Regions from separate parts of the Homo sapiens genome. Here regions 1 and 2 are each linked to region 3. The links are chromatin loops, found by intact Hi-C in ENCODE. Cell type or tissue: GM12878. All regions are shown on one strand. Each heading gives the region's core, and the rest is flanking DNA. Links, peaks and the distances in the headings are about the cores only.

Region 1 (11,475 bases), core at 1,611-9,610, 210 kb before region 3:
TTAGGGGGTACTTGTGCAGATTTGTTACGTGAGTATATTGCAAAATGCTGGGGTTTGGGCTTCTAGTGAACCCATTACCCAAATAGTAAACGTAGTACCTAATACGTAGTTTTTCAATCTCTTCTTCCCTCCCAGCCTCCCCTACATTGGAGTCCCCAGTGTCTATTATTTCCATGTTTATGTCCATGTGTACTCATTGTTTAGCTCCCACTTATTAGTGAGCACGTGGTATTTTTTGTTTCAGAATTATTTCACTTGATATAATAGCCTCCAGCTCCATCCATGTTGCTGTAAAATACATGATGAATGAAGCTGGAGGCTATACATGTGGTTTTATAGCTGTGTGGCATTCTATAGTGTGTATACATATCATATTTTCTTATCCATTCATCCATTGATGGACACGTAGGTTGATTCCATAACTTTGCTACTGTGAGTAGTGCTGCAATAACCATAAGAGTCCGGCTATATTTTTTTATAGAATGATTTATTTTCCTTTAGGTAGATACCTAGCATTAGGATTGTTTAATCGAATTTTAGTTCCACTTTTAGTTATTTGAGAAATCTCTATACTCTTGTTCATAGAAGATGAGCTAATTTACGTTTCTGCCAATAGTGTATAAGTGTTCCCTTTCTCTGCCTCTTTGCCAACAATTTTTTTTTAAATAACAGCCATTATGACTGGTGTGAGATGGGTTTTCATTGTAGTTTTTATTTGCATTTCTCTGATGATTAGTGATGTCGAGCATTTTCTCATATGTTTGTTGGCTGCTTGTATGGATTCTTTTGAGAATTGTCTGTTCATGTCCTTTGTCCACCTTTTAATGGAGTTGTTTTTTCTTTCTGATTTCCTTAAGTTTCTCATAAATTCTGGATGTTAGTCCTCTGTTGAGTGTGTAGTTTGCAAATACTTTCTCCTATTCTGTAGGCTGCTTCCTCTGTTAATTGTTTCTTTTGCTGTGCAGGAGCTCTTTAAGTTCCATTTGTCTATTTTTGTTTCTGTCGCATTTACTTTTGAAGTCTTAATTATAAATTTTTTGCCTAGGCCAATATCCAGAAGAGTTTCTCCTAGATTTTATTCTAGAATTTTTATAGTTTCAGGTCTTACATTTAAGTCCTTCACCCATCTTGAGTTAATTTTTGTATATGGCGAGAGATGGGGATCTATTTTTAGTCTTCTGCATGTGTCTAGCCAGTTTTCCCAGCACTATTTATTGAATACGGTGTTCCTCTCTCTTTGTCTATTTTTGTTGACTTTGTAGAAGATCAGTTGGTTATAGGTGTGTGACTTTATTTCTGTGTTCTCTATTCTGTTCCATTGATCTATGTGTGTATTTCTGTACTTGTACGATGTTCCTTTGGTTACCATAGCTTTGTAGTATAGTTTGAAGTCAGGTAAGGTCATACCTCTGGCTTTGTTCTTTTTTGCGTAGGATTACTTTGGCTATTCTGGCATATTTTAGTTCCATATTAATTTTAATCATTTTTTTCTAATCCTGTGAAAATTGATGTTGGTAATTTCATAGGAATTTCACTGAATTTTTAGTTTTTTTTATGGACAGTATAGTCATTTTAATGATGTGAATTCTTCCTATTCATAAGCATGGGATGTTTTTGCACTTGTTTGTATCACTTATGATTTCTTTCATCATTGTTTTATGGTTCTGGTAACGGTCTTTTACCTCTTGGTTAGATGTATTCCTGGGTATTTTATTTTTTTGTGTGTGGCTATTATAAATGGGATTGAGTTTTTCATTTGGTTCTCAGCTTGAGCACTATTGGTGTATGAAATGCAATTGATTTTTGTGCATTAATTTTGTATCCTGAAAACTGCTGAAGTTCTTTATCAGGTCTAGGAGTCTTTTAAAAGAATCATTAAGGCTTTCTAGTTATAGAATCATGTCATCAGTAAATAGAAATAATTTGATTTCCTCTTTTCCTATTTAGATGCTTTTTCTTTCTTTCTCTTGCTTAATTATTCTGGCTAGGACTTCCGGTACTATGCTGAATAGAAATGGTTAGAGTAGACATCCTTGTCTCGTTCCAGGTTTTAGGAGGAAGTCTTTCAACTTTTCCCCATTCAGTATAATGTTAGGTGTGGGCTTGTCATATATGGCTTTGATTATTTTGAGGTACTTCCTTCAAGGCCTGGTTTGTCGAGCGGTTTTTTTTTTTTTTTATCATAAAGTGATGTTGGATTTTATTGAATTCTGTTTTGGCATCGATTGAGAGGATCGTATAGTTTTTGTTCTTAGTTCTGTTTATGTAGTGAATTACACTTATTGATTTACATATGTTGAATCATCCTTGCATCCATGGAATAAAATCCACTTGATTGTGATGAACTGACTTTTTGATAAGCTTCTTGATTTGATTTGCTAGTATTTTGTTGAAGATTTTGGGGTCTACGTTCATCAAGGATACTGACCTATAGTTTTCTATTTTTGTTGTGTCATTGTCACATTTTGGTATCAGGATGATACTGGCTTCACAGAATGATTTAAGGAGGAATCTCTCTTTCTCAGTTTTTTGGAAACATTTCCGAAAGATTGGTATCAGCTCTTCTTTGTACATCTGGTAGAATGTGGCTATGAATCCATCTGATCTTGGGTTTTTTTTAGTTGGTAGATTTTTTATTACCGATTCATTTCTATAACTTGTTATTAGTCTGTTCAGGATTTCAATTTCTTACTGTTTTAATCTTGGGAAGTCATATGTTTCCAGGAATTTATCCATTTCCTCTTGGTTTCTATTTTGTACACATAGAAATGTTCATAGTAGTCTTTATGGATCTTTTGTATTTTTGTGGTGTCGGGTGTGATGACACCTTTATCAATTCTGATTGTGCTTATTTGAATCTTCTCTCTTTTTCTTGGTTAATCTAGATATTGATATGTCAGTTTTGTTTATCCTTTCAAATAACCAACTTTTTGTTTTGTTGATCCTTTGTTTGTTTTTTGGGGTCACAATTCCATTTAATCTTTGTTGTTTCTTTGCTTTTGCTAACTTTGCATTTGGTTAGTTTTTGTTTTTCTAGTTCCTTTAGGTGCAGCATTAGGTTGTTAATTTGAGAACTTTCTTTCTTTTTGGTGTAGGCATTTAGCGCTATAAAATTTCCTCTTAACACTGTTTTGTTGTATCTCCATTGGTTTTGGTATGTTGTGTGTCTATTTTTGTTTGTTTCAAAATTTTAAAAACTTCTGCCTTAATTTAGTTGCTTATTCAAAAGCCATTCAGGAGCAAGTTGTTTAGTTTCCATATATTTGTGTGGTTTTGAGAGTTCCTCTTGGTATTAATTTTTAAATTTTGTTTTGTGGTCTGATAATATGCTTGATATGATTTTGATTTTAGAACTTAGTGAGATTTGCCTTATGACCATTTTAGAGGTTGTTTCATGCACAGATGATAAAATGTATATTCTTTGGTATTGAATTGAATGTTCTGTAGATGCCTATTAAGTCCATTTGGACAAGAGTCCAATTTAAGTCCTGAGTTACTTTATTAGCTTATGCTTTGATTATCTTTCTAGTGCTGTCAGTGGAGTGTTGAAGCCCTTCACTATTATTGTATGGCTGTCTGCCTCTTTTCTTAGATACAGTAGTATTTGTTTGTGAATCTTGGTACTCTGATACTGGGTTTGTATATACTTAGGATAGTTAAATTTTCTTGTTGAATTGAATCCTTTATCATTATATAATACTCTTTTATTTATTTTTACTGTTGTTTTAAAGTATGTTTCATCAGATACAAGAATAGCAATCCCTGCTTTTTTTTTTCCTTCGCTTTCCATTTGCATGAGAGATCTTTCTTCATCTCTTTACTTTGAGTCTGTGGGTATCATTACACATAATATGGGACTCTTGAAGGCAACAGCAGGTTGAGTATTGTTTTTTAATCCAATTTTCCACTCTATGTCTTTTAAATAGAGCATTTAAGCTACTTACTTTCAAGGTTAATATTGATATGTGAGGTTTTGTTCCTCTCCTAGCATTGTTAGCTAGTTGCTTTGTACAATTGTGTAGCTGCTTTATGGGATCTGTGAACTTTGTACTTACCTGTCCTTTTACGGTAGCAAGTATCATCCTTTCATTTCCATGTTTAGAAATCCTTTGATCATTTCTTATAGGGCTGGTCTGGTGGTTATGAATTCCCTTAGCATTTGCTTGCCTGGGAAAAGTTTTATTTCTTTTTCACTTATGGAGTTTAGTTTGTCAGGATATAAAATGCATGAATGTCATTTATTTTCCTTTAAGAAGGCTAAAAGTAGGCCCCTAATTTCTTCTGGTTTAGAAGACCGCTGTTAGCCTAATGGGATTTCCTTTATAGGTAATTTTGCCCTTTACTCTATGCCTTCAAGTTGTTTTCATTAGCATTGACCTTGGATAGCCTGATGATCATATATCTTGGTGATGGTCATCTTGTATAGTATCTCGCAGGTGTTCTCTGAATTTCTTGTATCTGGGTCTTGAGCTCTAGCAATATTAGGGCAATTTTCCTGAACTATTCTTTCAAATATGTTTTCCAAGTTGCCTACTTTTTCTTCTTCTCTATCATAATGCCGATTAGTCATAGATTTGGTTGCTTTACATAGCCCCATGTTTCTTATGTGCTTTGTTCATTAATTTTTTTTAAATTTTGTCTGACTGGGTTGCTTTGTGTTCATTTCAACTTTCTCTTGGATCTCATTGAGTTTCCTTGCAATCTATACTTTAAATTCTTTATCTGTCATTTTAGACTTTTGACTCTGGTTGGGATCCATTGCCAGAGAGCTAATGTAATCTTTTGGAGTTGTCAAAACACTGTCTTTTTGTACTGCTGGAGTTCTCCTCTTGATTTCTACTCATCTTAAGGAACCGTCGCTTCTTATTTTTGAGTTTTCTATCATTTTGATGGGACTGTTTTTAATTTTTTATCTTTTCCCTTGAGGGTATGACTATGGTATATGTTGTGTATAATCATCCGGTTTTGTTTCTGGGTGCTTTTGTGGGGGCCAAGGCTCTGAATGGGTTCCTTGGTTGTGGATAGGTTCTGTGTGATAGCTTTCTAAGATGCTGCTTGTTGTAGGGATATATTGGACATATGAGCCCATACACCATCTCCTGCTGTGCTCCGGGTGTGGAGGTCTCAGGGAGCACATCTTGTGTACTAGCAGTAAGACCCTCCGGAAGATTTTTAATTTGGTGGTGCAATTCAGGCTGCATTCCAGTAGGTGGCAATGAAGAGTAAGAGCCGGCTCATTCTCAGCTCAGGGGGAAGTGCCCACCCTGATGGGGAGAGACTGTGTTGGGGTGTTCTAGGTCCCTGGGGTAGGGAGTGGGAGTGAAGCCTTGTCCTGAGCAGCCAGGAACACGATTCCCTTCCCTATCATGGCCCTGTTGCAGGGCTCAAAACCTCCAGTTCATTTAGACTTTGTTCTTTGGCTCCCAGCTGCAGTGTGGCTGTGGACCTTTGGATGTGGCTATGGCCCTCTGGCAGCGACCACCAAACTGGACTCAGGGCACAGCCTCTTCCCTCAGTCTGGAGCAGACAACTGTATGGCTTGTCTGGCCTCCGTTGTCAGGGTGCTGCTGCTCTGTGTAGGGAGAGGGAGTTGGGCCCCAACCTTCATGCAAGTCCAAGCAGCACAGGCTCACTTTCTGCGCCAAGAAAAAGCACTTTCTCCAAGTGTACATGTGTCAGCCCCCAGTGGGGAGAACCTCTGCTGTATCCACAATAGTAGATGGGGTGGGGGTCGGGAAATAACGCCCTCTCTATCCCTCTTCCCAGCTGCTGGGTGCTGCCCCTTCCAGAGATTGGTGATGCGCCTTCATTTCCTTTGTCCCAAAAAGAGCTTTGATGGGCTGCACTCCCTCCTCCCTTGGGGCAGCCTACACCAAGGGTTAGATCTCTAGGGACCCCACAGCTCCCCAGGGACTTGATTGCTGTGCTTGTGAAAGTCTGAGGGGATTATAAGGTATGTTTGCTGGGGATCTGCTGGTGCATCGTCTTGGGGGCAGAGATTTCCCAGGCAGGACAGTGGCCAATGATAGGTACATAACCAGTATGGTACTCACCATCTCAGTTTGGGTCTGAGTGGGATGGGGGAACCTCTGCGCGAACTCGCTACCTGGTCCTCTGTCCTCATGAAGTTTCCAAATCGCCACGGACAGTGTTGTCCAGGGCTGTGAGTGCAGGGGGTCTTCCCAACAGTTTGGCAGGCAGCAGATTGCCACAGAGGTGAGGGGAGCAGAGAGGACTCCCACTACCCTTTCTTCGGGGCTCCACGTTGCTCTGGGGTCGGTCTCAGCCAGACTCTTGCTACTTTCCTTTTCTGCACCCCAGCTGTCCTGGCTCTCTTCCCTCAGTTTTCTCTTGAGAGCCCGTCCATTCACAGTAACTGTGATCCACGTCCCCTTTTTTCTTCAGTTCTGTACTCTTTCTACTCTCTTTCTATTGGTCAGTTGGATTTAAGTTCCTCGTGTATAACGGAGTGGGTGGGTTGGATTCTAGCAAAGTTCATTTTTTGCAGTTGTGTTTTGTGAGTATATGAGTTGTCTTTATAACTCAGAAATAATGGTCGTGAAGACATATCTACCTTGTTTCCTTCTTAAATAAATTTCACTTATTTCTGGCTTTATAAATTCCCAGCCTTGTGTTTGAATTATTTTCCACGTAATTTTCAAAAGTCAGGGGTCCTGGGTCTGAATGTGTCCCCTTTATGGCCATTGCCATTTTTTGGTATGTATCCTTTAATGGGTCATTTCACTTCTTTGAGCTTTAGTTTTCTCGTTAGTAAATGAGAGCTATTAATATTTACTTTAGTTGTATATTATAAATATTCAATAAGAAAGTATACATAAAAACATGCAGAATATTCAGGTCATATGCTAAGGGATCCACAAATATTACTGCTAGTTGAGTGACTTGAAAAAAATTATCTTCTCTGTCAGAAGAAATACTCTCTTCTCATATAGATGAGATCCTAATGCCATTTGGTCACTCTTTTTTGTCACTATGAATCAGGGCCCCTCAGCCTCAAGATCACAATTGCAAGAATTAAGAAAAATGATCTTTATTTTGCATTCAAAAGTAGTGGTGTGTTTCAATAATAGTGTATTATGATTATTTATAAGTAGTTTTGATATGTGGCAGGTACATCCTTATTTTAGATAATGTATAAAAATTTATTTTTATAGAATAAATGGTTCAATTTGTCCAAATTATTATGATAAGAAGACTTCTGAATGTTAATTATGACTTCTGCTAACAGTATTGGTAGAAGAGTAATTTGGAATAACCCTCCTTATGGAGGGAGATTAGAAAATCTAGGTAAATAATTTACAGATATCAGAGAACTAAGAAGCTAGTAGAGAGTTATAGGGCTAAGATCCTAGAGGAGACAAAAATATACAAAGATATGCTCAAAATTTAGGGCTACTTTCTCCTGGTACATTTACCGATTCTAGAAGTGTCAGCCGGAAGTTTAGTTGCACTTTTGACAGGCCCTTAAAGCAAAAGATACAAAACATTAGAGTCCAGAGTCTTACAAAGAAGGATCCCAAGTAATCCCTATACTCAACCTTTTAGTTTGGGGTTCCTCAGAATTTGCTCCAGGCCAGACTTCTAAGAAGCTATAGCTTTCAGTCATCTCAGTCATTGAATTTGCATAAAGGAGACTCTGTATTGTCAGTGCCCAGAAGCCTAGTAGAAACAAATAAATATCTTCTCTTGAAGAAGATACACCAACCTTTGCCTCGAAGTATTTATACTTTTTTCCAATAAAATTTTATTTATTTATTTATTATTTATAGAGATAGGGTCTCCTTTGTCACCCAGGCTGTTCTCAAATCCCTGCCCTCAAGTGATCCTCTTGCCTTGGCCTCCCAAAGTGCCTTTTAAAAAATCTTACCACACAATAAAAGAAAACTAGGCACAAGACAAGGGTCGGGGTGCTGGCTGATGCTTCATGACATTTGTGGGGGTGTGATCAATTTTAAGCTCTGTATTTTATTTTGTGCAATGCACTTTTCTGTCTGCGTATTTAAAAATGTTTAAAAAAACAAACAATTATGAAACGATTGTTGGAGCACCCTGGAGACATGTTTGGCCCCTCCTTTTATTTTAGTTGACATGTAATATACATATTTATGTGATACAGAGTGATATTTCAATACATGTGTACATGTGGAATGATCAAATTTGGATCATCTGGGTATTTATCACCTCAAACATAGCATGTCTTTGTGTTGTAAACACTCACAATCCTCTCTTTTAGCTTTTTGAGGATATACAATAAGTTAGTTAACCATATTCACCTTATAGTGCTGCAGAACATCAGACACATTTGGTCTATCTAGCTGTAACAGTGTGTCTGTTAACCAGTCTCTCCTCCTCCCTATACTTCTCAGCCTCTAATGCACACACTTCTATTCTCTATTTCCGTGTAGCCACTCCTATATTTTGCATTCCAGTTTTAAGAGACTCGGAGTGGAGAAAGATATGGGAATACTATAGGACATTCAAAAAAGTTTTTTTTCCTTTGCAAAAGGGATTTATTTCTAAGATCTCAGAAATTATGTTCCTTATCTCCTTAAGAGTCACATGGCATAACCAAAAATTTTTCAGCAAAATGATAAAATTGAGGCTGCTCAGTCTCTCAAAATAAAATGTTCATCAGAAGGCTTAGAAAGTAGGCAGGTTTGATACTCCTTTAACAAAGGAAGAACATAAATCCCTTCTCATTTGTGTTTGTTTTGTAATCTTAAGATGAAAGTTCAAAAGAGGGAGAGTGAAATGGCGAAAAACAGGAATTATAAATCTGTTGAAATGCAGCAATGTGCTACCATGGAAATTGTCTTATTTGTTTGTAACATTACCATTTATTTCACATGTACTATGTGTTGCTTATTTTCTTTCTTTTTTTTTTTTTTTTTTGAGATGGACTCTCACAGTCGCCCAGGCTGGAGTGCAGTGGCGAGATCTCAGCTCACTGCAGCCTCCGCCCTCCAAGTTCAATGGATTCTCCTGCCTCAGCCTCCAGAGAAGCTGGGATTACGGGCACCTGCCACTGACCCAGCTAATTTTTTGTATTTTTAGTAGAGACGGGGTTTCACCATCTTGGTCAGGCTGGTCTTGAACTCCTGACCTCATGATCCACCCACCTCAGCCTCCCAAAGTGCTGGGATTACAGACGTGAGCCACTGCACCTGGCCTTTTGCTTATTTTCCACCTCAGTACTTGTCAGTTACTGGAAGCACTATTTTCCTGTCTTCTAGCACTGGACATTGAACATACATGATTTAGATGTGTCATTCACCTCCTGTGATGTATTTTTCTTATTGTTTTCACTTGAAGCATTATTTTCAAATAATTTCCACTCTAGAAAGTAGAGTGCAGTTTTTTTAAAAAAAATAAATCAAAGAGTCTTAAAATTTAGAGAGCCCTTGGAAATCACTAGTTCATCATCAGTACAGGTATACTTTCTATCATATCAGTGGCAGATGGATTTCTAGCCTGTACTTAAACACTACTGGCATCAGGGAGCCCATTATCTGACAGGACAGCTCTGCATTTTTGCAAAACCTAACTACTGAGAAAGTTCTTTTCTGCATGAGGTTCAAATGTGGAACCCTGTATATTTCACTCATCTTTACCCACTTCTATCTTTATTATGATGTGATTATTTTTATTTCAATTTTCTCAGTAATCAGCATCTGCTAATTAGCATATGCATTGCCAAAGATTCCCTCATGTCCACAGATGGGCATATTACAGGCTTAAATTAGTGTGATGTGGGTGACTACCACAGGTAGATCTCCTATGCCAAAACTACTCCAGTTACCACTGAGAGGGGCCTAGAGAACAGTTGCTTTAGGCAGAGCCTTGTCTATGATGCAAAAGAGGATTGTTACTGATTAGCTCTTGTAACTACGAAGCTGGATTAAATATAGCTTTCTGTATTATGTTCTTCAAGCTCATTTTCAACAGTTACCAAAGTTTTTGTCTGTGCCAGAGACTTTCCTGATTGAGGAAATTATCAATAATTTCCACTTCTAACCAATTCTGGTTAACTTGGATATTGGGAGAAAAGGCACTTTAAGGCAACTTTTGCTATTGTTTAGAACAAAACTAGTCAACATGTAGACCAAAATGGAAAGAATGTAATTTTACTTACATTTGTCTGTTCTTATTGAAATGCCTACAAGTAACACCTATATAGCCTACAAATCCTGAATATTATATATATATATATCTTGATTTTAAAATGCCTTAAAATTCCTATTAAAATTGCCTCCTATATTTTTTGTATCAACTGAATAGTCCCTCTTTTTTCCTAATACATTGGCAAAAATGTAGAAGCAGCCATGGGCTTCCTTTTCCTTTTTTTTTTTTTTTTTTTTTTTTTTACCCCCTCATCCAATCAGCCAGTTCATCTCCTTTCATGGCCGTAATTTGTCAGGATTCAGGCCCCATGGATCACTCCCCCGACATCCTTGTGTATCCTCTTCCAGTTTGAGGCAAGTCAGTCTTGGCCTCTTAGGAAAAGTTGGGCAGAGAGGGGACATGCTATTTGGACCATGAAGGGAGAGAAATGTTTTTAATCCACATCGGTGACAATGTGATTATAGATGCACTTCCAGACAAGAGATGCTTTACATCGGATGGCGGTTCTGCTGATCCATAGGACATTTCATTGTTTTTCACCAAGTCATTATTGTTATTGTTGTTGGTACTTTTGAAATCAGAGGTTGATTACAGACAGGTTTATCTACTTCTGGACTGTAGCTCTGATCAGAGCATGTTACTTCCTTTCTCTACACTGTTCCCCTGAGGGTAAATTTGGTGTGGGAGTTAGGATTGCAGGTGAAGAAGAACATGAGTGCTCTCTGTCTGTTTCATTTCTAAGTCTATAGACAGTGGAGACAATGTGATGTACAGTTTGATGCAGCGTTCACTTTGGAAGTAATAAATGGGGATTTAAACATTTTCTGCCTTTTCTTGCATAGTTTACTGTTCTTTCTTCCAGTGATGCAGGATGTAGAATTTGAGGAGGAGGAAAACCTAATTTTACACTATTGAAACAGAAGAAATCTTGGATTGGTCCCTACCTGGCTTTGGGGTCAGATAACTTGGCGGGGGGGAACATCCACATGAAGTTCCAGAAACTTGATGCTGGCCTTGGCAATGTCATAGTCCTGTCACATACCACAGGCTCATGCCCTGAACATTCTTAGCGTCCCTTTTCCACCCTTCTCCTGTGCTTACCCCTCTGCCTCTTTCATGCCTCCTGCATGCTCCTGCTTTGATAGTCCAAATTCTTTTCCATGTGGTTCAGGAACCTGCCAGGTTATCTTCCCTGTGTGTGTAACATGGAGTTAATGGTATCTTCCTTGCTTGACTCTCATGAAAACTAAAAGCAAGGTATGCCTAGTACTAGTGCAGTGCCTAGAACAAAGAAAGCTCTCTGTAGTCAGCAATTCATTATTTGGAAGAATG
Region 2 (11,475 bases), core at 2,431-10,430, 58 kb after region 3:
GTATTTCCCAATCCCATCCTACTCCTTTTTTGTCCATTGGAGATGGACACTATTCTAATATTGGTGTGTTTGAACGTATTTTCACATATGATCAATGAACGCTTGAGTTTTATGTTCTGTGAATTGCCTGTCAATCTTTTGTGTGTGTTTCTCTTGGTTTTCTTGTCTGTTACTTATTAATTTATAGAAAAATCTAAAAATATTGTGGATACTAATCCTTTTTTGGTTATATGGATTTCATAGATTATTTCCCTCTTGATGACACATCTTTTTGTTATATTGAAGTTTTCTAATGCATACTATGACATATATAGCTATTACTTCTATAAAATTGGATTTTACAAATGTAGTCTAGCTTGGGCAACCTGGGCAACATAGCAAGACCCTATCTCTACAATTTTTTTTTTAATTAGCTGTGTATGGTGGTATGTGTCTATAGTCACACCTACTTAGGAGGTTAAGGTGGTTAGAGTGAGTCCAGGAATTGGAAGTTAGAGTGATCTATGATTGCTCCACTGCATTCCAGCCTTGGTGACACAGCAAGACCCTATCTCTATTTAAAAAAAAAAAATGTGTCTATCACCTGTCCTTTCAGGAAGAGTGCACTTGGTCCACTAGATATTAAAAATTGTGTAATTATCCATGAAACATTCTGTTTACTTGGGAGAGGCAAATTCTAGAAAGCAATGTTAGATGAAGGCAAGTAAGACTCTTCCAAACTGGATTTTTAGCTAGGTTTCATATAGTATATTTCTGGGGTCACTGTTTTTTGTTTTTGTTTTTGTTTTTTTTGTTTTGCTTTATAAGAAAACAAATTAAGCTGAGTTTGGCATTGCATAAGCAAAACAATATATAACCACATACTTGTTCATAACTTTAGCTTATCAACTCTGTTAGATATGCTTAGTTTTAAAACTTGGTCCTCCAGGATTTCTAGGAGCTAAATTGGTGCTCACTTGTACTTTCCCATGAGTAGTTTTCTAATGACTTTTCTTTGTCTAATCTCTACTTTCCATCTTCCTCCCATAGGGCTCTTTCAATTCTTTTACATTTTTCAACATCATTATCTTTATTTTACCTAAAGGCTAAGATTGAAACTTTTTATTGTACCATGTAATTACCCATGCATAACTTTTTTTTTTTTTTTGACAGAGTTTTGCTCTGTCACCCAGACTGGAGCGCAGTGGCGCAATCTCGGCTCACTGCAAACTCCGCCTCTTGGGTTCAAGTGATTCTCCTGCCTCAGCCTCCTGAGTAGCTGGGATTACAGAGGCCCACCACCACGCCTGGCTTATTTTGTATTTTTAGTAGAGACAGGGTTTCACCACGTTAGCCAGGCTGGGCTCGAACTCCTGACCTCAGGGGATCCACCTGCCTCAGCCTCCCAAAGTGCTGCGATTACAGGCGTGAGCCACCGCGCCTGGCCCCATGCATAACTTTATAATCAATCTTACCAGACTTTACCAGGTTCAGTTTCCTACTCCTCACACTCCTGAACCAAACTGCTCTGCTCTCATGAGCCCTAAATTTTATAATTTCCATGAATCAGCCATCCTTTTTCACATCCTTGCATTTATGCATCCTGTTCTATATGCCTGAAGAAATTCTCCCTCCTTCCCTGCTTTCATCAAAATCCAGCTCAAATATGATCTTTGTCAAAGAAAAAATTATTCATTACACCCATTAAAGAATGGTAAGGCAGACTATTCAAAGAGTACTATTACAATAGTTACACAGGAAGGCTACCCCAATAGGATTTTATAGTAGAAAAGAGAAATTGGGCTCAACTATGAATACCACAAGGAAAAGTGGGAATTTATAGCCAAGGAGCTGAGTTAAGGGGAGGGGCTTACTGGATAGAAATTACTAAGAGTTAACATTTGGGGTAAGGGGGGGTCCTGGCTAACAGATCTGATGGGATTCTTGCTGAAGGCAGACCAGGGTGATCAAATATCACCAGAAGCATTGTAGAGGAAGGAAACCTGATCAGATACCAAAGTGTGATCATATATCAAAAATGAAAAATTCTGGCTAAACTGAGAAGATTCTTGCTAAATTGGACAATGCAGAAACTAACATGGAAGTTCGAAAGTTGGGGCCTGGTTAAAAAGAGAGCTCAGAAGAGTTTGATCAAAGTTTGGTCAAAGAGAGAATCTTTATCATTTCCTCATCTACTAATTAATACTCAGTGGATTAATTAAGCTGCCAAAGTGAAGTGGCATACCTTACTTGATGTCTTTCTAATACATAAATAATAACAACAACAATGATAAACGAACAGTTTATTTCTGTAAGAGAGCTTCGTAGGTAGTTCCCATAAAGCAAACGTGCCCCTAACAAAAAGTAAATGAATTATGTCACATCAAAATAATCTAATATAGCTTAATATTTTATGACTTGGCTTTCAGAAAAGATAATTATATAATTTTCTTACTGGTTTTATTTTTAGGTAGATAGATCTTAGATTTTATGCGAAATTTTGTCAATGTAGGGAATGCTTGGGGCTAAGCTTTAAATCTTGGAAAAATACTTTTTCATCAACATTGTTATTATTTGAAATTCTAAAGGAAGCATCCATTGGAGCTGAATTATTTAGGGGGTTAATGCTCTCTCGAGCCCTTTTGAAGCCATCTAGGAATACTTCATATGATTAAGGCTTATCTCCCCTCAGTTGGCTGCAACTCCATGCTCCTAAGAGCTCAAGTTAAGACCTTTTTGTCTTATAGCATACGTCTCACCTGTCTTCAAATTCTAATTATTTAGTTCAAAATTAAATACCTTCATTTCAAAATATATCCAGAATCAGACCACTTTTCACCAGATCCATGCTTCTACCCTGGCTCAAAACCATAATCATTGTTCACTTGGATTACTACATAACTTCCTAAGAGAGCTCAATGTGTCTACCCCATCATCTTATGTCTGTTCTCAACAGAGCAGCCAGAATTATTTTTTAAAAAAGGAAGTCAGATTATATCACTCTTCTGCATAGAATGTTTTAAGGCCCTTCATTTAAGTTAAATTCAAAGTCCTACAAAACTCCACATGATCTGGCCTATGTTACGCTTCTCACCCCTCTTACTCTAATGCTGTCCCCTTGCACATGTCACCATGTGACTGGAGAGCCAATGAAGAGTTGATGTGCAGGGAAGTAATGTGAGCAATGCTTTACCCCTGCTTTTTATGACAGAGACAGAACTTAGGACAGTGCCGAGTAGGTGTTCACAAAAGCATTTGTTTAATGAACTGAATACATAAATAAACTGATTTTTCTCCAGTAATACAGTAAGAAATTATAGGTATATTTCACCTATTATAAACAAGATTGAATGAAGTGCCCTATTCTGTGGTAGACTCTCAGTGCTTGCCTAAAGCCTCTTGCACTTACTCTGGGTCATGTGGCAGGATCCCAGATGAAGAGATATGGGAAAAGTAAATGAAGGCCACTTCTAGTCCCAACCCATAAAAACATCTTGTCACCTGCAGTGCAATAACCTGGAAGGATACATATTGCAGATGGCATAGCTACCAGGTGGTGAAGGGCTGCCTAGTCAGCCTCGGACTTTGGGTGTTTAAGAAATAACCTTTTATTGCATTAACTCACGGATATTTGGATATTTATTTGTTACCATAGCACAATCTGGCTTATTTTGACTAATAGAACTTCAGTTACTTTTCCAACCTGCCACCCCACTATATATTTAAAATATATCCATGTTTACGTGACTATCCTATTTATAACTCTGGACCAGCTCCCCATTTACTCAGAGGATGAAGTCCAGACTCTCCCATTATCCACAGTGCCTCTAAGGTCTAAGCCTTGATTATCACTCCTGACTTCAACATCATCTCCACATTGCATTCCATGATTCAGTACATTAAACTCCATGGTGACTTTGCCTGCCTTATATTTACCTGCCTGGAGCGGGCATCCCTTCTCCAAACTTCCCTCCAAACAGCTAACCGCAGCTCAGCTAACTTTTTCTTCAGAAAGCCTTTATACCTCTTCTAGCTGGATTTGGTGTTTCGGTTCTCTATTCTCATAATACCCTGACATGTCACCACCACTGCACTTATCACGGTGAATTTATCAGGTGCATCATGTGATATCAGTTAGACCTGTCTTCCCGGCTAAACCGTGAGTTTCATCTTTGTATTCCCAGTGCCTGGTGGTATACCTGACTCTGAGTAGGGTTGATAAACGAAGTAATTATCTAATAAAAATAACATTTAAAGAAAAAGGCAGTGCCTTAGTTACTTATTTGTAGTATCCTTCAGTGACTCTACATTAAAACCTATGGTAAGGAACATAATCTCTGATATTAAAACCCCTGAGTTCAAATTACAGCTCTACTTTTCAGCATTGTGGACTTTGTTAAGCTATTTAGCCTCTTCATGTCTGGTTTCTTCATCATATTCATGCTACTTCTGTTTTCTTTGAATCTTCTCCAGATAATATGATGCCTTGCCTGAAACAAGAAATTAAGAATTCCAGCACTATTAGACACAGTACAGTCTGATTATTTAAATGTGGAATCATACTTTCTCCCTCCAGAGGGATTTTGAAGAACCATATAAAAATAAAATGCTTAGAATAAGAAAGGAAAATCGATTTGATAGAAAAGTAGAGACAGCTGCAGTTAGAACAAGATAGAAGTGTGGTCTCCGGAGGCTGGCTCTGCACTCGGTAGGTGGTATTTTCCTTGGCTGAATTGCCAGGCTCCGCATCTGCACTTCAGTTTAGCTTAGGAACTCCAATGTGTCAGTGTAGACAGAGGTCACTGGACTCACAGAGAGGTACACAAAAGATCAATCTATAAACTGGATAGATATCTATCCAGCAGATACCTAATCAGCCCTATTATATGCCAGGCACTGGTGTAGGCTCTTAGGACATATCAGAGAACAAACGATAGTTTCTTTAAAATAAAAAATAAAATTTCAAACAGATTGAAAGTGTTTTAGTTTATACTCTCCCAGGTGAACATCTATGTGAAAATAAAACCTGTAATCCGAAGGTTATTTTAGGAACCTGGAACAAGAGCAGGATGAATTAGCTGGATAATATTAATAGTGATTATTGCTAGCATGAACACATCCATTTTAATAAAATCTACATAAAGAGACCCCCTAATTGTGGAATGAGGAGGATAGATAAGACTTTCTTTTTAAATGTGTTTTAAAAGAATTATGCTGAGCTAATGTCAGCATTAACTCAGTTCCGTGGAAACCACTCAGCGAAAGAACTTTTCTGTTGAACAATGAAAACCTTTATTAACTGATTTTACAGTCTCCCTCCACACCTACCCTGAGATCAAAACTTGTTTACACAGAGATCATCCACAAGAAGATGTCAAAAACCAATAAAACCTTTCTGCCTAAGATTCTGCTATTTTAAATTTATATATTTTGGTAAATTTTAAGTTGTTTATTGAATGACTACCTAAGAAAATTGTATTAAGATATGCCTTAACTAAAACACATGTACACTTTTAGTTCTGAAGCACACTTAGGGACTTTTTAAAATCTTATTTTGAATCTGATTAGAAGGTTTGTAACTAAAAACAGGAACAAACGAAAGTTCTTGACATTCATGTGATGATTTCTTTTGAAAATCATTTCTCCAAATGACTGTGTTTTGCTATAAGGCAGCATGAGTGATACAGATAGATGAATGCAGAGGAAAATGTGCTACCTACAAGTGGGAGTTGTATGTAAAATCAGTAGAAACATATTTCTCTCTTTATTGACTTTTGGATACATACACACACACATGCACATATATGCTTAGTCTCTTTGTTTCCCTCCCAAGTCAAATTCTCTCACTTCTTATCTCAAAGGAAATCTCTGTTATGAATTTCTTATTAGCTTTGATGAACATAGTTTCATCTTTGTGTACATTTATTACATATATCTATTATTTGTGATACAGTCTTTATCTCTATCAACCTGTGATATAATACATTTTAGAAATAGGTAATACAGTATTATTGTTGTATATACTAATTCTAGAACCAGATTGTCTAAATGTAATGATTCTTCTATAATTTTTAAAGCTCAATATTAATTTTTGAGAGCTATCTATGCTGATTCATGTATGTACAGTTTGTTGATTTTTACAACTGCCTACAGCATGTACAGCAATTTACACATCAATTCCGATTTTTCACAATTACAGATAAGGCTGCAATGAATATCTTTGTAGTAGGTGTGTAAAAAATTCGGTATGGTCTCTTAAAGGAGAAGGGAATATCCTCCTTTCCTCTACTTTTTCCCTTCCGCTAGACAGAATGTGGACCTGATTTTGAGCCATCTTGTACCATGTGGACAGAAGCACCCTTTACTTTTCACATGCATTAAAATACCTTTTGTCTGATACCCATGGTAACATTGAGTTTAGTGAAAACAGAAACTCTATTTATCTTAATATTGAATTTGTAGCATATAACACTGTGCAGAGATCAATTAATGCTTACTAAATGAAAATTCTATCAAAAAACATCTCTTTGTATTAGACGGAATGTGATATGTATACCACAATTTTGGCCACGTTATCCTCTGAAAATTCTTTGAGAGAGAAAATATCACCGTAGAATAGTCTAAAGGGGCAACTTACCTGAATTTAAATGTGGAAAATTTCAGAACGTCCATGCTTGTTTTGTGGATGTATCTTTCTCAGTTATTTTAACCCAAAAAGTTGATTTAGCAATTTGTCTTTTTCCCTTTCTTTTGGTTTTGCTCTAGCCAATTTCTAAATAATTCAGCAATGAAAGAAAAGTTAAAATGTGCCCTGAAATGTACATGTAGAAAAATATCCAATTCTGTAACTCTTAATTTGAAACATGATTTAAATAGTAATCATTACAAAACTGGCTATAATATGTCCCTGACTTTTCTTAGATATTTTTCCAGCAATGTACTTTCTTATGTAATCATTGGCATTAGTTAGGGAATGATGTTTATTCTGAAAGATAGGTGTTTTTTACCACCTTATGTGCTCCTTGTCTTAGTTCTAAATCTGAGTAAATATAAGCATAACTTAGAGTTAATATGTTTATAATTTGATATATACAAATATATCAAATTATAATTTATAAAATATTTATATTTTATAAATATATAAAATATCATTTGATATTATATAAAATGTATAGAATAAATGTTATGAAAAGAAAATTTCTTTTTAAATGCCAGCTTCATGACTAGTATATAAAATTTTACTTGTAACAAGAAATTGTTCAAAATGAGTAGTATATTGCCATGTCTTATGTATTTTAAAGAAGAAAAATATATGAAAATTCAGAGCCTGAAAAATGACTAGCCAGTTATGCTTCTATCACTATATGCTTTAATTTTCATAACAAGGTAAATAAAGTAAAAAATGAAACCATAATAAATTCTGAAAATATCAATAACATACATAGTATGTTGTATTAGTAAAACTAGTGAAATTTTGATTCTAAAACTGAATTATGACAATACATGAAAAAAATTATAACCTCACGTTGTTAATAAACATTGATGAGAAAAGTCTAAGTAAAATATTAAATATTAAAGAACATGACTTGGTCAAGTAATTTCATCTCATGAATGCAAAAATGGTTCAACAATACCAAAAAAAGATCAATTATAAATTTAATGGTGATATGGGACATTGGAACCTTCATGCACTTTCAGTTGGCAAGTAAGCCGGGAGCCAGTAATCTAACTCTGGGTACATATTTTCACAAAGTTCACCAAGGGCATGTTTACTAGGATATTCAATATAGCATTGTTTGTGAGACTGAGGAGATGGAGGCAACCCAGGTATCTTTCACAGAAAAATAGATCCATAAAATGTAGTGGGTACATATCATGGAATATTGTGGGGCACTTAGGAAAATGGGTTAGATGTCTACATAGTAACATGGATAAAAAGTAAAAACAGTGATAAGTGGAAAACAAGGGAAGAAACATAATGTTGTATATTAGCACAATAATATTTTCCTTTTTTTTTTTTGAGACGGAGTCTCACTGTGTCGCCCAGGCTGGAGTGAGTGCAGTGGCACGAACTGGGCTCACTGCAAGCTCCGCCTCCTGGCTTCACGCCAGTCTCCTGTCTCAGCCTCCCAAGTAACTGGGACTACAGGCGCCCGACACCACTCCCGGCTAATTTTTGTATTTTTAGTACTGACGGGGTTTCACCGTGTTAGCCAGGATGGTCTTGATCTCCTGACCTCGTGATCCGCCTGCCTCGGCCTCCCAAAGTGCTGGGATTACAGGCGTGAGACCCCACGCCTGGCCTATTTTTCTAAAATTTAGATAAATACACAAAACAATAATAAACATTTTACAAGACTGAAAAAAATAGGCAAACACCAAACTCAGTATGTGGTCTTATGTAAGTCAAAAGGACATGAAATTGTAGAATGGTAATTAGAAAGAAATAGAAAGATAAGGATGACGGATGGAATGAATCGGCAGGCAGACAGGAAACTTGCATGATCTAAATTCTTAAACAAGGTTCTAACCTCTCCTCCAACTCAAAGAAAAAAAGAGTAAGTCTAAAGGTCTGCAGTAAAATATGCTATATTTGTGGTATCTCTGGAGTCAATTACCTAAACTTTGTATAACTTTTCAATTGATATGAATTTAGCATCTAACAAGTATAAAACTCAGATTTAATGTTGACTCTTTCTGCCCCACGTGGCCATACACGAAATTGAAATGGCGACCTCTGAAATTGTGTCGTGTTATAGCCATAAAACTGCTGTAGTGGAGTCAAGAGGTATAATCAATATTGTGTCATGTGATTTTTATTTTAATGTGTTCCTTCTTCAGAAACTTTCATTCTTTAAAGATGGTTTTCCTTCACAAATGGTGATAGGAAAAAATGAATTCATCTACAATGTGCTTCTTTATATTATAATACTATCAAGTAAGTTGTTTGGAACATATAATATTTCACTGAAGACTATAGTTTGAGTTATTTCACTTAAAATTTTTCTATTTTTCACATTGTGACTTTGTATAATAGTTACCCAGGAAATTGATGAGTCTTGAATCTGTTAGTTTTAAAATATAGTTGTTGATTGGGATGGGACATTTTAGTAAGTCAAATTACTCCAAGCTCCTGAAAAGTCCAGTAAACATAATAAATTGGAAACATAATTTTTTTTTACAATTGTTTGACTCTAGTATTTCCCAAATTTCCTGCTGCTAAAGGGTTCTTGGCTACTTCAGAAAATACAGGATATCCAGTGAAGTGCGCAGGAATCTGTATTTTTTAACAAGTTAGTAGAATGATACGTGACATTAAGCAACTATTCCATTAAATAGAACTTTGTCACTATGGATTCTGATATTCTATTTACTTTTTAGTTTTTCTTTTTAGTAAGTATCTAGAGAAAAACTTGCACTGAAAATTAAACTGTGAAAAGAACTACAGTATGTAAAAAATCTGTTTAAGAACTGTTTTTGCCTAATAGTCTGTATTATTTCCCAAGGCTTGCGCTCCTCTTCCCCAGCTTCCCAGAAGTTACACAGTTCTTTATATAATTCCTTTTAAAGAGAAGAAAATGGTAGATGTTACTTGTATTACTGAATCCTTGGTAAAACAATACAGCAATTAAGATCAACACGGAGGCAGTATGGTGGAGTATATTATAAAACCCTCCAGTGTAGGAATTTTATCTCTCTTGCTCACCAATGCATTTTTTATATCCAACCTAACGCTTCACATATACTAGGCATTCCATAAATAGTGGATATAATAGTTGCCATTTTTATTTATAATACATGTGAATCAAAACCATAAGATTTTAATTTTAATTTTAGTTTTACAACTCAACTAATTATAACAAATTAACAAATCACTCAGTAGCCACTGTTTTCTCATCTCTAAAATAATGCAATATCTTTTGTCTCTACTTCAGAGGTAGTAGAACTCTGATTCTAAAATCAGGAGGTGTTTACACTTAGGGAAGCATCTAGTGAATTAGAAAGTAGTGTAGAAACATAAGTAATTAAAAGAGAGAAATATACAGAGATAGAATTAAAGTTAAAATATCATTTACTCAGTGATTTCATTGAAATCTTGGGGTGAAAGTTAAATATGAAATTTTAAAGCAAGAGGTCAGGAACTCTAATCCATCTAAAATTCTCTCTATATGGTTAAGTTTAATGCATTTTTAATTGCTATTTTCAGCCTTCCAGGAAATACTGATGTAGTTATTCTCATAGTTTTGATTTTGTTTATATATTGTGATTATACAAATATATAACACATATATACATTTATATAATTATATTTATATAATTAATATATATTTTATATAAATATAATTATATAAATGTATATATATATATAGAGAGAGAGAGAGTGAGTCAGGTTATCCTCTCTGAAGAATATTATTGGTCATAATTGTTTAATTCATCACCAGCAACAAAATCATGTGAATAAAATGGTGTTGCATTAATGAAATGGTATCTAATGTGCTGATTAGACATAGTCTCTTTTATTAAAAGTCTCATATTTTGTAGCATGTTTCTTCTAAAGTTCCTGATTCGTCAGAACAGTGTCAAACAGAAGGCATAAAACAAAAATACAGCAATTAATTATGCTAAATTCTAGAATATATATGTATTTTTGCTATCACTCATAAGTGGTGTCTATATATAATCTCTGATAGATGGCTAGCAAAGACAGACTAGATTGTAATAATCCAGTAATCCAATTTCCCCTTGCTCTCTCCAGAACAAGTTAATGGATAATGGAATCTCACCAGGAAATGAATTGGTCCCTTTCTTTATTTCCATGATGCGTTTTATTTTCCTTAAATATGCTATATGGCTCTCTATAGAGGTGTTCAATTTTGTTACCATTCCTTAAAATATCTTATTGAAAATGCAGTTTATGTATCCTGTTTTATTGATTTTTACAATTTTATCTATTGAAAAATTCTATCTTTGAGACGTTCTTCTTTGGCAATGGTGAAAATGGCCAAGAGGAAGCATTCAAAATTATGCAGGAAGATTAGTTTTGAGCTTTCTGTCTCATACAGGAAAAAGGATTTAAATGTAATTCATTTATTCACATATATACAATAAATAAAATTTGTTGACTTCTTGTTGTGTACCAAACACTAAGAATAAGAGAAATTTCAGTGAACAAGACAAACACAGTCAGTATCCTCATGGGACTCTAGCCAGAGAGGTAGACATTAAAAAAATTATTAGACCAATAACTGAAATAGTGTCAGATGCCAGGCAGGCAGGGAAAATATAATGCAGTATTAAAAGAAAAACCCATCCTAATCTGGGATGTAGGGAAGAGTAGAATTTAAAATAATATGGTTTCTGTTAGAAATACATCCAGACAGACTCTGCTGGAGGTGGTAATTCTGGAGATGTGTCCCTACAAAGACCAGGGAAATGTCACAATCAATCAATCAATCAATAAAACAAAACAAAACATTATCTTACTTTCATTTAAAA
Region 3 (11,475 bases), core at 1,959-9,958:
TTTGAAAGACAGGTAAGTGTTCACCAGAGGAGTAGGGAAAAGACATCCTTAATGAGGAAAAACATGAATACAGGGTTTGAGCTGGGAAAATACAAGGTGAACCAAAGAAATGGTGAATAGAAATCACCACGAGCACATGTGCACACTTGTGCACACACACACACACACACTTCTAATTTCTTGAGAGAATAATCTGATCTGCCTGTTCGCTGATATCTCTCTTCTTAAGTGGTCTCTCTTTTCGTAGCAAAATGAACACGGGGTATTTTCCTAAACAATTTTTTATGTTTATTATTTTAATAATTATATTTTACATTATAATTTTGATAGTATTTTAAAAACTTAGTATTCACTTACTGTTATTATTCAACTGTTTTAATGTTATTTATTAGTCATCAAAACAGCTGTTAAAACAAGTTTATTCTGCAACTTTATCTGCGGAGAAATTATTAGATATAAACATATAATACAAGACTTTGAAAGATTTATAATCTAATTGTGGGTTCTAGAAGGTGGTTCAGGGAAATTAATGTAGTTTATAAGGTCATATTTTGCCCTTTGTTTCTATGATCTGTTAAAACATAAGTGCTTTCTTCAGTCAACCCTTAAAAGCCAGTGCATGAACTCCTCTTTTCCTTTTCCAAAAGTCATGCTAATAATATAATTCCTTTCTTGTTCTTATTTTCATTGTTTCCTATGTTATTGACTTCTGAAATGGATTTACAGTGCCTTAATACTACAAAGAAAAACTATGAGAGAATTTAAAGTGTTGAGGACTCTTTTTTTTTTTAAACTCCAATACTCCAATAACTAAATTGCTCCTGTTAAATGTAGGTGAGAAAAGTTTCTCTGCATCAACACTGGGTTTTGAAGTCAGAGTTTGTCCATCTACTATAATAGAATTTGAAGATAATAGTGTTAGGGATCTTCATGCAATAACAAGTGAGATACCGATATTGCAATAGAAGTGGGTTACATAATTCATGATCAATCACTAATAGGAAATGTGAAAGTTGAGTGTCTTATAGTATTTCCATTTGCTGGGTCAGAGTTTAAGGAATTAAGCTGTAACTAGAGAATTTAATTACTGTTTGAAAGGCTGCCGTGGCTGCTTTGCCTCGAGATGGCTCTGGCAGGAGGTTTCTGCTGATGATTTTCTCAACTGATGCCCTGCCTTCCAGGCCGAGCTAGAATGAGATCATTCATAATTACTAGAAGATATTTGAAACTACATTTTTTATTGTAACAGAAAAAATATAAATAATAAAATAACATTTTTCACAAATTCTATCACCTATATTTTGATATTTTGATATATACGCTTATAGCTTATTTTAATGAATATATATTTTTATATACGTATATATTTATTAATCATGTATATTCAGTAGTTACTTATTTTATTTATTTATTTTTTTTAAGACAGAGTCTCGTTCTGTCACCCAGGCTGGAGTGCAGTGGTGTTATCTCAGTTCAATGCAACCTCCGCCTCCCCAGTTCAAGCGATTCTCCTGCCTTAGCCTCCTGAGTAGCTGGAGTTGCAGGTGTCTGCCACCATGCCAGGCTAATTTGTTTTGTATTCTAAGTAGAGACAGGGTTTCACCATTTTGGCCAGGCTGGTCTCGAACTCCTGACCTCAAGTGATCTGTCCACTTCAGCCTCCCAAAGTGCTAGGATTACAGGCGTGAGCCACTCTGCCTGGTCCATTATTTATTTTATCAGTATATCTTTTAATAAAAGCTGGTACAATACTATTTTAAATATTACAGGATCTTTTTACAATTAAAATATGTAGCTAGAAATTTTAGATATTCTTAACAAACGTGATTTCTAATGGTGACAGCACTTACTATTGAGATTTTTCTGGTATAGTTGCAGTGTGAAGTATATTTTAGTTGCTTCATTAGATCTAGCCCAACTATAAGTGCAGTTTTCAATATTTAACAGCTCTCTTCTACTATACTACTTCAGCAATGCTGTTGTATTCCGAGATGGTTACTTGGGCAGGAATTTGTTTTTTTCCATTGAAGTCAGGCAATCAGGCTTTACTGACTATGAAAGCCATGAGCGTTTCTCTAGGTAGAGCGATCCATCTCATGATGGGTTAAACTCTGATAACTTGGCCAAAAAAATTTTGCTTTAATGATAGGAAATATCTATTTAGACCATATCTAGGAGACTCTATATCTGAAAATATTTGCAAAGGTGGAATAAGCAATTATAAGGAAATTAGTCATTTTGATGACTGCCAAAAGGAAATTGGCCAAATAAGTGATTGGCTCTGCAGAGCACAGCACCTGTAAATTAGAAACTAAAATCAAAACAAAACACAGACACACATACAATAATACTGAGGCCAGAAAAGGAGTATATTTTTCTTTAATTTTGAATGGAATAAAAGACCTTATTCCCATGGAAACAAAACCAGCTCTCTCTTTAACAATGAAAACATTTAAAATTAGAAATATGAATCACTCTTTAAGAAGAGAATTATTTTTAATTAAAGGAAAACTGCAAAACAAATAACTTGGCTCTAGCAGTACTTTATTTATCAAGTTTGTGCAGTAAAAATTCTTAATTTCTGTTGATAAAAGAAAAGCCAAATTCACAAACTGGTAAACCCTAAACCCGGGGTCTTGGTTAAAAAATTATTCAGTTCAGAAATGGTTTAGTGAGACTATGCATTCTCCCACTATTACACATGATAGATTTTTTTCCTCTTGTATGTGAGGATATTTCTCTTGCTGTCAAATTGTTTACTACAAGAGCCTACCATTTCCCAGCTAAAATGCAAACCTGTATATTTTCATAAAAGTCAAGGTTTGTGAAACACATTTTAAATAGCTAAGGAATACCATAGAACACAGCAAGTATAAAAACTAATAAGAGTTCTTAAACTTATTTAAATTTATTTCAGATATAATCAAACAAAATGAACTTACTATGTTTTTTATTCTTTTCCTACTTGATCCAATCAGAATTGCATTAATCTCACATTAAGCCACAGCTTTATCAAAGAAGACATTCATTTATTTCATTCAACAAGAAGTTCAGATATAAGTATGGTAACTCAATTATCCCTTCAAAGAACAAAGCTTATTTTATCTTCCTATTTTAACATTTTTAGTGAAGCCTGTTCTACATCCATGTTTCAGGGTAGTAAAGGGAGAAAAAAGAGGAGACAGCATCAGAATACTATTGCTCATATCTCTTTGGAAGAACTTTGTCTAATGTCCATCTCTAGTTGCAGGAGAGGTTGGGAAATTGCATAAAACTAAAAAAGGGAAGGAGGGGAGTGGTTTGAAAGATTGTTGTATGAGTGTACTTATAGCATCTGCCACCAACAACCTCTTTAGCTTCTCAGCATGTATATATGACTTTTCTACATGTATGTTTACTTTAAATGAAGTGAATTCATTCTCTTCCTTTCAATGTAGGTAATCTAAAAATTATATTCAGTTACTGCATTTAGCTTGAAGTCCAGGATCTTTCTGTAGTCTCTTCACAAGCTTCAGGTTTGGTTCTTTGTAGATCCTGGGACACAAATTAAACACTATGTATCTTTGTCCAACACTCCCAATGTATTGTGGAGAGAAAAGAAAATAGGATGACAGCAATTTAAAATTTCTGATTTAGTAAGACAGGAAATGGAAAATACATAGTCTTTGTATGTAGCAACCATAGAGTCCTGCTGGACAGGTATATTCAGGACTTCCTGGTCCTAGCAACAGAAGTAGTTTCTGGGTTAGTCAATCTTGTATGACCTGCTACTTTCTAGATGAATTTCGTTTATCAGTTTCCCTCTACTAGTTTGAGTCTACATATGGGTAAACCTTCTTTGCTCATTTTATCAGTGCCTACACTCAAGGGTGAGTACTGTGAAAGGTGAAAGTAAATTAAAAAGGGCTCCAAAAGAATGAAAAGTCATTCCATTATCTGCAATATCCATAAATGAGGACCATCCCAGGAAATCCAGGCATGTGGTCTTCCTAGCTGGGGAGATGCTCTACTTGGAGTCTTTTTTTTTTTCTTTTAATTGCTGTGAGTGCAGGGACCCAGGAATTACTTTAAGCACAGCTGTAGCCAGCCAAATGTGAGACACATTGGCTAAAGTCCATCTCTAGTTGCAGGGGAGGTTGGGAAATTGCATAAAACTAAAAAAGGGAAGGAGAGGAGTGGTTTGAAAGGTTGTTGTATGAGTGTACTTATAGCGTCTGCCACCAACAACCTCTTTAGCTTCTCAGCATGTATATATGACTTTTGGGCAGTACTGTTTCCTGGAGAATTTACTAGGCTTCCAGGAGACGGGCTCTAAGACAATTTTATGAGCAAGTAACCACGTAAGCCTGGACAATTTTGTCTCTTATCTCTTGGCTCCTCTGTTCTGATCAATTCATCTCCCTTAACCTAATGGCTGCAGCCTCAGTTCCTGAAAAATAATATGCCAGGGTGAGAATGCAACACCTTTAATTTGGTTTTTGCCACTAAGCTACCATTCATTTTGACTCGAAGACCTCTTAAAGGATGGTGCTGGAAAAGCCCTAGGGCAACAATTTTATCTATTTCTGAAGTTGCACTTAGAAGCCTCTGCTTGTACAGGTACCTTTTTGTGTTCAGAATCAGCTGGCTTTTCTCAACCCTGCAGAGTTCCAAATTATGATATTCTCAGTCAATTTATATTGCAGGACACTAGCACATGACCCTCTTTTGAACATGGCTGCTCTCCTTTGCATCTCTACCTATAAACTGTCTACATTCAGTTTGAATGTATCTCTGTGTATGGTAGTATATTCTTGAAAGGGGGAAACATTTGATAATCACTTGCCAACATTCTGAATTTTATTTCCCACCATTCCCACTAATAAAAAAGCTTCAGGTGGCATGGTGGTCAAAGTTTATAGTGAGCAAGATTTGACCAGCTGTTTTGCAATTGCGTATCAAAATGTATCGGCTTTCTAGCCCGAGGTGATTAAATCTTCACTCTCTGTGCCAGCATCTCCTCCACAGAGTCAGTTCTATGTTTTTAGACTCTGTTACTTGCCACTCCCTTCATGCTTTAAAAATTATTATGTTAGTGAGTATTCTTAGTTGCAAACAACACAGTCCACTTTGGTTAGTTTAGGCTGAGAGATTATTTGTAGACTACTAGGTCACTCAAGAATGACTGTAGAGGTTAAAGTACTAGCTTCTGAAGCTACTGTGTGGGAACTGGGTCAAATTATGTGGTGACATTTCTTTGGGGAAAACACCGATCAATACTTTTGCCCCTCGGGACTAAATAGTACTGTGAAACCCTGTATCACAGTACTACATAGCATCCACTGTTGGGGGAAAAAAAAAGCAGTTCCCATGATATGGGCACTGTACACTGTACCACTTTGAGTTTACACCTTGCTTGAATGCAGGGTAAATACCTGGAACATAGCTACAAAGGAATCCAGGAGTGTGAGTTATCTAACTTCAGTCTTCAGAAGATGAGCAATACAAGGAGGGATCTAGTCAAAATGAAAGCAGAATGCTCGAGAGGCTGGGCATCCATACATATGCTTCTCCACCACAGAATCATAAACTGAAATCTCCAGTTTCAAACCCATCACAACACCCTTACGTAATCTTCAACATTTGAAACAGCAGCCTCACTCTTACCTTTGCTCTGTGAAGTAAAACTGTACGTTTCTGACAGTTTAAATGTGAAACATAATGACAAACTTAATATTCCTCAAAAAAAGCTGTTTGGAAGAGAAAAAATGTAAGAGCTGGCCAGTCTTTACGGGGAAAAAGTAGAACCAATGTTAGTTGCGACAAATATTAGTAATGTGACAGGTTAATAAGAAATAATTAGGGTTCAGGGCCTAGAGAAATGCTCTGTGCTATTGTTGCAACTCTTCTGTAAATCTAAAATTATTCTAAAATAAAGTTCATTTAATTAAAAAAATGAAAAAAACAGTCAACCAGAAATGCACAGAGACTCAAACTCCCAAGACAAATTGCAAGTACACTTATACAAGGAACATCAGTGGTCATTTATAGTTGTCCTTCATCTATTGGTATCCCATTTATTTTGAACAGAAATTTGGAAAGAAAGATAATATTGTCTCTCCCTCCTTTTTCTATATCATGTATATGTATTATGTAGAAAGACACATGCATATGTGTGTATGTTTACCCATATAGTTACTACTATTTTGTATGGATTGCTATTTGTATGCATATTTAACCACTTAATACACCTTTACCTTGCTTTTATAGCAAAAACTAGAAGCTCAAAAAAATTTGCCTCAAAATGAGATGGATATTTTTTCTTGTGAAGGAATAGATTCTAGAAATGTTTACCAATCTTTATTATCTAGAGCTTGCTATTTATTGTGCCTGCTATTTGCAGGTAAAAAATGCATTAGAACTCTGTCTTCCAGGGCTTACATAAACTCTGATGATTTATTTATCAAAAAATGACAAAAAGGGACATCTTTCTGCATTTGCAATGTATTGAGAGTTAAGTTTAAGATGATAACTGTATCTTTTGCTACTCTAAAATGCCTTCTATCTTTTTCTAAGATAAGAATGAAATAAACTAGTAGTTGTGTCTTTGTTTCTACTTAGACTTTTCTTCTTTTTGATAGCAAAGAACTTAGAATGTTAGCCACTTTTAATATAAATTTTGGGTAAATTACCAAAAGTGTTATCATCCAAATATGCTTGCTACAATAATTTCAGGTGTGGGTTCATAGTTATCTTGGGAATTCTGAGTCAATGGGAGACAGCTGTGCTCTTACTATTCCAACTGCTCTCCATGGTTGATAGTGAGCTTTGTTAGCTGCTCCAGACACAATGTCATGGATTAATTCTTCCTTTCTCCCCACAATTTCTACCTCATTTTACTAATAAAATAGCTCAAACTTAGATATTTTTATGAATATATTTCTAAGAATGACAAAATTATTTTTTCTTCAAATGTAAAAGGGATTTTATTTTGGTGAAACTTTACAGACTTTAGTGAATATTTGTTGAAAGATACATGCCAGAAATTGTCAATAATAGATATATTAAACATAGGCTCTAACTTCAAAAAGAACGTGGAACTTGTGGAATAATGGCGTCTTATAGCTAATATGGATGAAACATTGCCTGGCACTGTGCTAACTGCTATAAGGTATTATCTACCATTTCCCACAAGAATTTTCTAAGACAAGTGTTATTACCCCATGTTATTTATAGATAAAGTAACTGAGATTTATAGAAGTTAAGTTAGGTAGACATAGTAGTTCTCAACCCTGTCAGACCCAGTGAATCACTTTTATGTAAAATAATTCATAATGACCTATTTTATGCTGAAACAAAGTAACGCATGACTTAACCTATCTATAGATGTAATTTGAAAAATCAGTATAATGTTCCAACTTAAAATGAAGGAGAACTAAAAGTATTCTAATATGTATTTTAACGTGTAAGGGCTTGGATACAACTACCCTAGAATACATAGTAGACACTGGCTTTCACTGTTGATAGAATTAAGATGAATGTGACCATTTCAAATGCACACTGATACAAATACTATAAATACTACAGTTCAAATATTATAGTTCAAATACTTTGTGTAGTTTCGACACAGGTGATGTAATTTTTCAAAATGGAAAGGAAGCCTTGGTGAAGTTCTTAACAGCAACAACAAAACCTTCTTTGATTAGTGATTGACATGCTAGTTCCTTTCCAGGACATTTCAGTGTCTAGTAAATCATGCAAAAGACATGGTGTTTCTACCTAAAAGAATTACATCCTGAGCTAAGGTAATCATCAATGAGTTAAGAAATTTCCTTAATGCCTGATGGGTCATTTTAAATCATGCACACTGTCCTGTACATGGTGGGGTATCTAAATCTCTAGCCTATTCCACTGAATGCCAGTAACGTCCGTGAATGTTCGTGAAAACCAAAAATGTCCCAGAAATTAGTAAAATGCTCTGTGTTGAAAACTCCTATGTTAAGTAGAAACAGTGGTGCTACAATTCGTATATAGGCCCATCAGATTCAAATATTATTCTTGTATGTGCTGTATTATTTTGCCTTATAAGTTAATGAAAGAGACATTATACTCAGGAATTCTCAAATACTTTTTGCACCATGAACCTGTTGGGAAGTCTAGTGAAAACCATAGATGTCTTTTCAAAATGTACTTTTTCATATAAAAATAAAATTCATAGAATTAAATCAATTATATTGAAACACAGTTTTAGTTTAATGATAGGTACAAATAATATTTTAAGGTTCATAACACTTAGAATGTTATATGTAAGTATCTGTGGTTGTATTGATGACAAAAATGCTGCTGTGGTTTGTTGCCTATATTCATAATTGAAAATATAAAGATGATCTCTTCCTCTCTCTATATATTATAAAATATGTTTTATACATATATCTATATTAATTATAGATAATATATAGATTATATATAGAGATAGATATCTATATCTATCTATATAGATTATATAGATAATGCATATATAATATGTATATTCTCCTTATATGTGTGTGTGTATATACATATATAATATATGTATTTTAATCCAAGTTCAAGAATGCTCAGAACTCATCCATGAACCCTGAGATAAAGCACCTGTGCTAGAGGAAATCATGTACAGGATACACAGAAAGCAAAGAGTTGATTGCAACTAAATGGTTCAATAAGTTGCAGGAAAAGTGATATACATCAGTTTACTTGCAGATTCCTAAAGATTGATTGGTTAACAGGCAAAGAAGCCTAGGGAAGAGTGTATACAAAAACCACAGTGTCAGAAAAGACCATAATATGTGTAGGCAATACTAAGTAGCTTGCCTCAACAAAAGAGGGTGAAGAAAACCTGGAAATTAACGATGGACTAGAATGCACAGTTTGTTCTTTAAATCAGAAGGATTTTGCTCTAATTCTACTTGATTTAATAATATCTTATGTGCTTACTGGGATTTTTAGTTTTTCAAGTCCTTCAGAAAACTATTATTGTCATTTTGTAGTCTGTGAAGTCCACATTCTCAACACCCATTGCAATAAAATTAGCTTTATTTTTATGGTGAAGAATTTTCCAAGCATGGATATTTTTATCAAGATAACTATTGTCAATAGGAAATATGGCATAAGTGAAAATATCACAAGCAAAGATTTCTTACCCATATTTGATTATATCTAAATCAGTTAAAGGAAATAGGATGGAATGGGATTTGATTTTCCCTTATTAACATTATTTAGCTTTTCTTCAGTATAGTTGCATTATGTGCCTGCAACATCCCATGGATAGATGAAATGGGTTATCTCATTTATTATGTAGTATATTATGCCTTTCTAGAATAGATAGAAAATAAAGTACTAACATCAAATGGAATTTAGAGCAGTTTTCAATTGTTGTTAACTTATCCACATTTATTTTCAGTGAGTGTCATAACTCCACAGATCGAATCAAAGTCAGAGTATGGGATGAAGATGATGATATTAAATCCAGAGTCAAGCAACATTTCAAAAAGGAGTCAGATGATTTTCTGGGACAAACAATTGTAGAAGTGAGGACCTTGAGTGGAGAAATGGATGTCTGGTACAACTTAGGTGATTTTTTTTTTTATCTACTTGAAAACGAGTTAAATAAAACCCCTGAATACCTGTGGCATGTATTACATTCCCATATAAGTAAAAATAACCAATGCCTTTCCAGGACATTCTGTTGAACTTTAGATGATTCATTTCATTGACAAGAAAAGGCTATTCTTTTTTCAATACTGTTGAAAGACTTTGGTAAATTTGAGGTGAAAGGAGAAATCCCTTTCCAAGAACTACCTAGATGTCTTTTAGAGAAAAATGTTATTGCATTCTTAATTTTTAATGTATGAAATACAGCTTCACAAACCCTTGCCAAATACATGCGAAACAAATAACCTATTATTTAATGCTATTTGACTTATTTCCTTCTTGTCCATTAATGAAATTTTGGCAATGAAGGAAAAATGTATTTTGAATTGCTTTCAAATGACGGTATAACAGTAGGCTTTAGTTGACAAAGTCAAGTAAACATGTGAACTCATGCAGACTCTCTTGATGAAGATACTGAGAAGGTGATTAATTGGAATGATTTAAAAAATTATTATGGAACCAGAAATTAAATAAGGTAAGTTTTAATTTAACTTTTACTAGAATAAAATAATAACATAGAATTTTCTGTGGTGATTTAATAGTAGTAAAATATATGGGTCACCTCAGTTTCTGCAAAGGCACGATCTGAAGATGTCTTAATCATATCCTATAAAGTGTTTTAATTAAACTTTTGAGGGCTGGCTGGATATGAATTAAAGAGTTGACACATTCCTTGGGTTACAAAGAGTTACCACTTAGGATACCAACATATGTTAACAAATTAAAAAGTGCTTTTGACTTTAAAAAAATCTGCATACTTTTAGTAATGAAATAATTGACAAATGGAGGTCACATTGAATTCACAAAACTCTAGATTATAGAATAATTCAATGAAAGAGATATTTAATTTATCTGAACACAGATGATTCAAGTTAAACTAAGAACTAATTATTAAAACTATCTTAAGAAATCTTCCTTAAAGAAGATTTGTACTCTTATGTATTGGAGTAGAATTTTTACCTCTGCTATAATGAGCCACCCCCCAAAGCTTGTTTTAACTATTAAATGACTTCGTATATGAAAATAGAATTACTAACTGAGGGTAAATTTCAGGCCATTAACTCTGTGGAACATTCACAAATTATTTCTTTATGAAAGAGGTTTATCTTTATATGGACTTCTTTTCTGTAATACGTTAACATATTCTTGGGTCGAGGCAGTAAAGTTGTAATTCAGAACAGAAATTTCTCCAATGTATTCTTTTAACAAAACATATATGAGTACCTGGCACAGTGGCTCACACCTGTAATCCCAACATTTTGGGAGGTGGAGGAGGGAGGATTGCTTAAGGCCAGGAGTTTGAGTTCAGACTGGACAACATAGTGAGACCCATCTCTACCAAAAATTTAAAAAATATTAGCCAAGCATGGTGCCATGTGCCTGTAGTCCCAGCTACTCTGGAGGCTGAGGCAGGAGGATCACTCGAATCCAGGACACTGAGGCTGCAGTGGACTAAAAGATTATGCCACTGCATCCCAGCCTGGGTCACAGAGTGAGACCTTGTAAAAAAAAAATAAATACATAAGAAGAAGAACAAAAAGAAAAACCATGTACCAGACTATATTCAGAACTTGCTGAGGAATTTGAATATGCTGCTATTAGTAAAATCAGCCATCTAGCTCTTATGCTGAAACTGTCCTTCAGTCTATGAGATGAAAATGTGATGAAACGCAATATTGTAAGTCTTTACCTACCCACCCTCAGTAGTTTTTTGCCCTCATTGCTGATGTTTAACCTTTGAGAGTGTGTACAGGTTTTACCTTTTTTAGCTTTGTGTAAAATCCCTAAATACATTCTATCCAAACA

What was found. Hi-C counts contacts between places; a loop is a spot of excess contacts. Peaks named below come from ENCODE experiments on the same cell type or tissue, not always from the same donor. Only the 100,000 strongest peaks of a DNase experiment are listed, where the experiment ranks them.
Region 1: it touches region 3 in a loop (5-fold over the local background); 2 of 110 quality-filtered maps call a loop at or near these places.
Region 2: it touches region 3 in a loop (5-fold over the local background); 2 of 110 quality-filtered maps call a loop at or near these places.

The regions. Positions count from the first base shown.
Region 1 is chr15:54,077,843-54,089,317 of GRCh38, forward strand. All of the region lies in intron 2 of UNC13C (unc-13 homolog C), which reads left to right. Among named protein-coding and RNA genes, the nearest start is that of UNC13C, 110 kb to the left of the region's middle. In GM12878, for the core only: a CTCF peak has its summit at 5,212 (motif pointing right); no DNase peak of the experiment used is centred there.
Region 2 is chr15:54,342,007-54,353,481 of GRCh38, forward strand. The region is part of intron 17 of UNC13C (unc-13 homolog C); the gene reads left to right. Among named protein-coding and RNA genes, the nearest start is that of UNC13C, 370 kb to the left of the region's middle. In GM12878, for the core only: no CTCF peak of the experiment used is centred there; a DNase peak (open chromatin) is centred at 5,685.
Region 3 is chr15:54,284,477-54,295,951 of GRCh38, forward strand. UNC13C (unc-13 homolog C) reads left to right here. Exons shown (of 33, transcript NM_001080534.3): 11 at 9,419-9,588. Among named protein-coding and RNA genes, the nearest start is that of UNC13C, 310 kb to the left of the region's middle. RefSeq lists an enhancer at 2,498-2,667. In GM12878, for the core only: no CTCF peak of the experiment used is centred there; a DNase peak (open chromatin) is centred at 5,455.